Linked DNA regions of Homo sapiens: region 1 is linked to region 2. Evidence: read pairs that join two places in POLR2A ChIA-PET (ENCODE). Cell type or tissue: GM12878. All regions are shown on one strand. Region 1 overlaps PIEZO2 (piezo type mechanosensitive ion channel component 2). Region 2 overlaps PIEZO2 (piezo type mechanosensitive ion channel component 2).

Region 1 (4,000 bases), 50 kb before region 2:
ATAAATCCACCTACCTAAGCCCTAAAATATACATCAATTTTGTAAGTCTGAAAAATAACTAAGCTTATGTCATACAAATAATATTTTCTAGAATGTCATTACTATGCTTAGCCCAATTCTGCTGCTTTCAAATGCCTTTGAAATGTCCTTCCATATTCCATAAATTTGGAAACATACAGTTATAGCTTTACATTGTTCGTCTATAATTTTGAGGTTGAGTTTACTTCCATACCACACGGACTTGCGTTAGTGCTTTTATTGTAAATAATTTACACTAGAAATGCTGCATCATGAAGCTGAGGTTAGAGAATTTGTTATTTAAGCAAACCAAATCAATCCCAAATCATTTTAAACTTCCTGCTCTGTGATTTGTCTTACAGCAAGGACTGGTCGGCATGGTGGGGAGCAGACGGGCGTGAGGATCATGACTCCCTGTTACTCATCTAGGGGCTCTTCTGCCCTCACTTCTTATTGAGACCTCCTTGTTAAAGCACAGTCCCACACCTCCTTTTCTTCTCTTTCCTTCCTTGCCACTTCTAACTCTAGCTTTCTCATTTATGGTTTTCTGTCTTAATTTTCCCAAATCCAAATGGAAATCCAAATTTTTTTTTGCGAAGGAAATAAATACCAAGTAACTTAATTGATAAATAGTTTCTAAAGAGAAATAAAACACGTCATTCTAATATTTCTTCATGAATTAAAAAGATGAGAAATGGGAACAACTATCTGAGCAGGATTTGGGGTATGCACCTGTAGGAGAGGAGTGAGGGGACAGAGCTCCTGGCCAAGAGAGGGCATGGGTGCACTTAGCCGCTCTCCTCAATTGTTTACTTGCAGGTCCAGCAGGTGAGGACACCACCGAGAATCGGTCACAAAACAAAGCAAGAGAGTCATCAAATTTTGTCTTTGCCATACCTTTATTTCTCCTTTTTTTGGCTGCTATTAATTCATTTATTCATTCTTCAATTGTTGGGCAGTATGCTATACATCAGCCACTGTGGTCAGTGCTCAGGTTACAAAAAAAAATGAAACATGAGAGGTTCTACCCTTAATTTGATCATATTCTAATGGGAGAACATATAAAATCAGTGATTATCACTCAACATTAAAAGTTTAATGACTGATACTCTGGGTATTTGGGAGCCCAAAGACATCTGACCCCCTCTACCTGGGGGTATTAACTCGGGTTATCTGGAGGAAGTGGCCAGTATTGAAGAATGGACCTGGCAGAGGACTGGCAGAGTACGTAAGGACATTCTTCCAGGGAAATAACATGGGCAAAGGCATGGCCAGGCAATAGAAAGCTTATTGGAATTGGCAACGGGAAGGAGGAGATGAGAACCATGGGGTAGGGAGAAGTACAGAAATACAGCTTTCCTGCAGCTCTTCGCCCGTCTAGATGAGCCCATTGCCCTGCATGCACACGGGTGCCCAGGGCCCCGGCACCCTCCATGGGTGACCCTGGATGCTATCACTACATTTCTTCCTTTTTTTCACAACTTAACTCTTCTGTTTTTGCTAAGTCTCTTTATCTGCAAATGAGTAAAATATCAAGGACTAGCAGGACTATAATGCAGAATCAAGACATTATAAATATGCCTGGAACATAGTGGGAAATTATACATGGAAGATGTTATCTACTGATTTAGAGCAAAACTTAGAACAAAAAAGATGTTTCACACACACACACACACACACACACACACACACACACACACACAGCTGGGTGTGAGATATGGTGAGTCAGGAGAAAGAGGAAGGAAAGGAAGGCTTGTTAGAGTACTTGATCCATGCCAGGAACTCTAGAAATTTTGCCCTATTACGGGATGAGATAAAGGTGATATAAGGTAGGGAAGGAAGCTCTGTGTATGGGCAGAATCAAAATCCCAAATCAAAGATGGGAGCATATCTGCTTTTAGAGAAACATAAATAGGGTTTCACAAGAAACAGATCTATGTTTCAGGTCAGAAAAGCTCTACATTAATCCACAATACGGCAATTTCCACCGATGGGAAGGACAGTTACCAGAACAAGGAAAGTCACTGCCCCTTGATGCTTGGCATTAATCAGGCCCTGGAGACTCCCCATGACCAGACACTGATGCTATCTCACCACTCAGCCATGGAACATTGACCAACAAGCTTGGCAAACAGCAGAGGATAAGGGACTCAAGAGGCATCTGGGAAAATACTGATGTGGCATCAAAGCCATCTTCAAAATTTTGAAAGACTGCTGTGTAGAGAATGGATTAGACTACCTATGTGTAATTCTGGCGACAGCCTCAGGATCTAGAATCTCAGGGCGACACACACTTCAGGGAAGTAAATTTCTGAACACCAAGAGTCATCCAGTACATTCTTGTTATTTACTGTTTTATTTCTATCTTTAGGAAAAACATCTCCAATTTCCTCAGGCTTTAAAAATACAGATAAAAACCATCTTAGACAAGGAGACCTTGGTTATTAACAAGTTGACACAAGGCTGTGACAGGACCCACTTGGAGGAGGTGGTAGGGACGGTGGGTTCAAGGAGGCTGGGAAAACATATCCCCAATGATGAATGCACACCCAGCTCCTCAGCCATGCAGTCCCGACTGTCCCCATGATGCACTCGTAGGGGTGAAGATATTCCTAAAGGCCAATATCATTTACCAAGTCAAGCATATACAGTCACTTCCGGCCATTCATACTTTAACCAGAGTTAGTATATTAGATTAACTATCCTCTCACCCAGCACAGCCTCCAAAATTTATGTATCCTAATCATATCTATTCCTCAAAATCTAATTAACCAAAGTCCAATTCTGCATAAAATTTTCCCCAGCACATGTATGAAGGTGCAGGGTGTACTGGAAAGAGTACAGACTGTGTAGTCCAGGAGACCTAAATTTAATTCTGGCTCTGTTACTCACTAATGAGCAGCCTAAGGCGAGGCACTTTTTGCCTCTGGGACTCACTTTCCCTACCAGTAATACGATAGTGAAAGCCAACACTTTTAAGAGATATGGTAAGAATTAGATAACAATGGCAGCTGGGTGCGGTGGCTCACACCTGTGATCCCAGCACTTTGGGAGGCCGAGGTGGGTAGATCACTTGAGGTCAAGAGTTTGAGATCAGCCTGGCCAACATGGTGAAACCCTATCTCTACTAAAAATACACCCAGCCTGGGTGACAGAGCGAGACTCCGCCTCAAAAAAAAAAAAAAAAAAAGAGAGAGAGAGATAATAGCAGCAGAGTGTTAGTTTAGTTTACATGAAAATGTTAGTTCATTTTCCTCCTAACTCTTCCATCATGTTCCTCTTTCTTCTAAAGTTCTACAATGTAGGAAAGGTAATAAATAGTGAATAATATATTTATTATCTATTCCTCTGAGCTGCAGGTCATGGGAGCAGATGACAAGCTTTCAGGTAGGTGCCGGAATGAGAAGAGGGCCATAAAATATTCGGAAGGCCAGGCCAGGCCCAAGGCTGCAGCTGTGGGGCAGGTGGAGTGAGAGACTGCGGTGGAGAGGTTGCTAAGAAGGTGAAAAATTCTGGAAGAAAAACTCAGGGTCACTAAAGACACACATCACTGATGCTGCCTTCCATCCAGTGCCATTTAGCCCATTTATTTGGGATTCTAACCACATGGAGTAGAGTAGGTACAAACCCCAATATAACAGCATTGGCAAGAAACTGAAAAAGACTATCATAGAGAATGATTTGGTACCATGCAAGTTCTGTAATTTCCAAATTTCATCCATGTGACTGTGCGTAATTTGGAGACAGGATTTGGTTTGGAGTTGCCTCTATTACCTTGTAGCAGTGTATGACCTTGGGCAAGAATTAGGACTTCTCTAATAACAGCAACAACATGAACAACAGCTTGTACTATTTGACCACTTACAATGGGTCAAGCACAGTCCCAAGGGCATGGCCTATATTAACTCGAACCTCACAAAAACCTATGAGATGATAGCTGTTATCTTCCTTTGACAGTTGAGGAAACTGAGGCACACTGGGA
Region 2 (4,000 bases):
CTGGAACAGGTAACTCTTTCCTCTCATCTGGGAGCTTTTGTACTTTCTGGTGTGGTAAACTCATCTCCAATTCTCAGCATGACTGGCTGTTTTTCCCCCTTTATGTTTGCACTGAAGTGTCTCCTACTTAGAAAGGCCTTCCAGGACTCCTGCACGGAAGACAGTTTTCTAGTTTCTCTTGTGACCTATTGAATGGCCCCACTCTGGGCCCCCTTGTTGCAGTGTTTTATATTGATGCTCTTGTCATCCTCAGGCTGGACAGAGTGCACTTACCCCCCTACCCCAACACACAAGGGAGCAATAAAGGCTGATTTTTGTATGCCACTGAGATACTGTGATTGAGTGTTACAAAGCAGAAGGCAACTGATATACTCTATCTCATCATCTTGTTTGTTTTCTTAATAGTACTAATGACAATCTGTAATGAAATTATTGAATTGATTGTTTATTAGCTCTCACTACAGAATAACTCCATGGAGACAAGAGGCATATCAGCACCTTGTCTGTCTCCAGTACTGGAGGCTGTGCCGAGCACATGTACAATAAGTGTTTGTGTAATGAGTGCATGAACTCTCTTGGGGATGATTTTATCTATTCTTCTGACCCAATAAATCTTCTCTTTAAAAAAATTGTATATGAATTAAATTAGAAACTTAAGCTTCAATTTTCTAATTTTAAAAGTTTGGGATCTGGGGAGCGATTTTTAAAAAAATAGTCACACAATTCTTTCCTCAGCAAGAAAAGGCAACACAGAAGAGACCACTTTTAAAAGATGAGATTGTGACTTTTAATTATGTTTTATGCAATTCCATAGTTTGTAATACTTGACCTCAGCCCTTGTCTGTCTGATGGGGTCCATTAACATCTCAGAATCACTATCCTAGCTCAAAGCCTCTGATGCTCTTGCTGATTCCACAGTCTTCACAAAATGACTTCCTGCAATAACTTTTCTGCTTGCTTATACTGAATTGGCACCTGGGGTACAATTACTTCCTGTCATTAGTTCAAGGCAAAATGCAAAATTAGGTACTTCTGATTTGCACATTTGCAGACTAGTTGTTTTCCTGTCAATACCTGGCACTGATGGACTTTTACTGATGTATTTTTCTAGAAAAATAAACACTCACAGCTCTTGGGGCTGTGGACAAGATCATAGCAGCCAACTACTGTCTAAACTCCCCAGTAATTGCAGAGTAGTGTTCTGAAAATATGAAAATTACATGCCACTAGCCTTTTGCCAACCACTAAATAGAAGTTAAGTGGAAGGGACAGGCAAAATGACACCTTCTATTTCACAAAGTGAGCTCTTTATTTTTAAACAATTAGCTGGTCTCACTAAGCTAATCCTTTGCTGAAACCTGAAGCCTGGCAGAGAGCTTTCGGAATACTTGACATTCGTTGTTTTATAAGAAAGTTACTGTTCTGCTACTGTGCTCTTTCATCTTTCACTTAAAGTTATTTCTTAATTATCTTCCAAACTGAAAAACTCAAGAAGTAAACAACCCCTCTCCCCCATAAATCAAAGAAATATAGAAAGTGAAAGGTACAAAAAGCAGATGCAGCTTAAAAACTGTTCCACTGCCTTAAGTCGACATTCCTGCTCAGCAGAAAAGCACTAACCCTCATGGAGTCACTGTAGGAAGTGACTTGTCTGGAGCTAGGAAGACGGATGCAAACTCCAGGGGCCTCACAGGCCTGGACTATGATTCTCTTCCGTTACATCATGAAAGAAACTCTAGTCATCTCCACCGGTTCTCCAAACCACACCATCTCAACCAGCTCAAAGTTACAACCTAACTCAACAGTGCTAGTCACAGGTGTCAAGGAGACAGCTAATCTCCCTGGAAAGAACTCCCAAACCGGTTTTCCATGGACCCAAAGTCAGTGTGGTGTTCTTACTTCCTGTTTTCTAGTCTCCTCTATTCTGAAGAAAACATTTTCTTTTTCCTTCTACAAAAGCATCCCACTCTTGTATTCCATGCAACCTGCGTGTGTCTGAAACAATGTTTCCTTCTCTCCTCCTCCCCACTGCAAGGGCTCCATGAATGCTTTCTTGGTGGTAAGGATGCAAATTTGAGTTGAGTTTCTGAGCAGACTCTCCTGCTTCAGCCGCCAATGGCGTTTAGTCTCCTTGTGAATTCGTGAGGAGGAACACAGTCACCATCGTGAATGAAAACCACCAAGTGGGGTTCCTGGGGGACTTTGAGTCTCACGGATCTGGTGATCCAGCACACAGCTCGTGCTGTAACTGCACTGATGGAATGAATGAGAAAACCACGTCCCTCCCACCCATGCCTTCACAAGTTCATTCTATTCAATGTATGAGTCTGAGCACCTGCAGTGTGTGTGAGGCATCATCTAGACGCTGGGGGACTGCAGATGCAAACCAGGAAAATGCCCAGCTCTGCTGCAGTTCCATTCTTCTCCATCTTGATGGCAGAGTCCAGATGCTGCCTTTTCTCAATGGCATCCCTTGGACTTCCCTTTCCTAGTTGTTCCTAAATCCCTGTGCCCCTTGCAGAGTCACCACGTGTGAAGGGGATTTGCAGGGGGGTCTCTCAAGAACAAACCCCAGGCATACATCTGTGTCTGTAATCTCCTACAGCTGCCAGACCTGAAACACTTTGTAATCGATCTCTGCCTACTCTCACTCAAACAAACGGGCGCTGCCTAAAATAAGGACTACGAGAGGTAGGGGTATAGTGGATAGATGCTGCCAATGCCTCAGCCGGCATGCCATGGTCCCTAGAGGCTGCACCTTCTCATGCACATCCAGGTGCAGTGTCACAGCCCCCCTAACTGTGCAGGCCTGACCTTTGGAGTGGGTATGACAGTAGCAGAGCCTGTAAGGAAATTGCTTAGTTCTTGTTCTGAGAAAAAAAAAGTGAACTCAAAATAATTTACACTTGGAGCAAAATCAATATAAGATCAAGGCAGTGCAGGAAGCATGCACCCAGTTATCAGCCTGCTGGGGGCATGGTAGCAAAGCACTGCAGACTGGGAGGCTTCAGAAACAGACACTGATTGTCTCAGTTGTAAAGGCTAGAAGCCCACGATCAAGGTGCTGGCAGGATTGGTTTCTCCTGGGGCCTCTCTCCTTGGCTGGCAGATGGGCTCTCCTCTGGGTGCACACATCCTTGGTGTCTTCCTCCTCTTACAGGACCCCAGTGCTACTGGATTAGGGCTCTATGCTTATGGCTTCAGGTAACCTTAATCACCTCTTTAAAGGCCCTGTCTCCAAATACAGTCACATTGTGGGATGTCAACATATGAATTTAAGGGGGACAGAATTCAGTTCGTAAAAACTATAAAATACTATGACCTTACATGTGCATAGAACTCTAGGCTATTTTGTCCAGAATTGGTGGGTTCTTGGTCTCACTGACTTCGAGAATGAAGTCGCGGACCCTCGAGGTGAGTGTTACAGTTCTTAAAGGCGGTGTGTCCGGAGTTTGTTCCTTCTGATGTTCGGATGTGTTCAGAGTTTCTTCCTTCTGGTGGGTTCGTGGTCTCGCTGGCTCAGGAGTGAAGCTGCGCACCTTCGCAGCGAGTGTTACAGTTCTTAAGGCGGGGAGTCTGGAGTTGTTCATTCCTCCCAGTGGGTTCGTGGTCTCGTTGGCTTCAGGAGTGAAGCTGCAGACCCTTCGCCGTGAGTGTTACAGCTCATAAAGTCAGTGTGGACCCAAAGACTGAGCAGCAGCAAGATTTACTGCAAAGAGTGAAAGAACAAAGCTTCCACACTGTGGAAGGGGACCCGACCCAGTTGCCACTGCTGGCTCGGGCAGCCTGCTTTTATTCTCTTATCTGGCCCCACCCACAACCTGCTGATTGCTCCATTTTACAGAGAGCCGAGTGGTCTGTTTTGACAGGGTGCTGATTGGTGCATTTACAATCCCTGAGCTAGACACAAAGGTTCTCCACCTACCCACTAGATTAGCTAGATACAGAGGGTCCACACAAAGGTTCTCCAAGTCCCCACCAGAGTAGCTAGATACAGAGT

What was found. ChIA-PET counts read pairs that join two places held together with the same protein. Peaks named below come from ENCODE experiments on the same cell type or tissue, not always from the same donor. Only the 100,000 strongest peaks of a DNase experiment are listed, where the experiment ranks them.
Region 1: POLR2A ChIA-PET joins it to region 2 with 5 read pairs; 2 of 35 experiments call an interaction of 5 or more read pairs at or near these places.

Annotation. Positions count from the first base shown.
Region 1 is chr18:10,968,984-10,972,983 of GRCh38, forward strand. The region is part of intron 3 of PIEZO2 (piezo type mechanosensitive ion channel component 2); the gene reads right to left. Among named protein-coding and RNA genes, the nearest start is that of PIEZO2, 180 kb to the right of the region's middle. In GM12878, no CTCF peak of the experiment used is centred here; no DNase peak of the experiment used is centred here.
Region 2 is chr18:11,019,422-11,023,421 of GRCh38, forward strand. All of the region lies in intron 2 of PIEZO2 (piezo type mechanosensitive ion channel component 2), which reads right to left. Among named protein-coding and RNA genes, the nearest start is that of PIEZO2, 130 kb to the right of the region's middle. In GM12878, no CTCF peak of the experiment used is centred here; a DNase peak (open chromatin) is centred at 2,238; H3K4me3 peaks cover 756 bases; H3K27ac peaks cover 2,760 bases.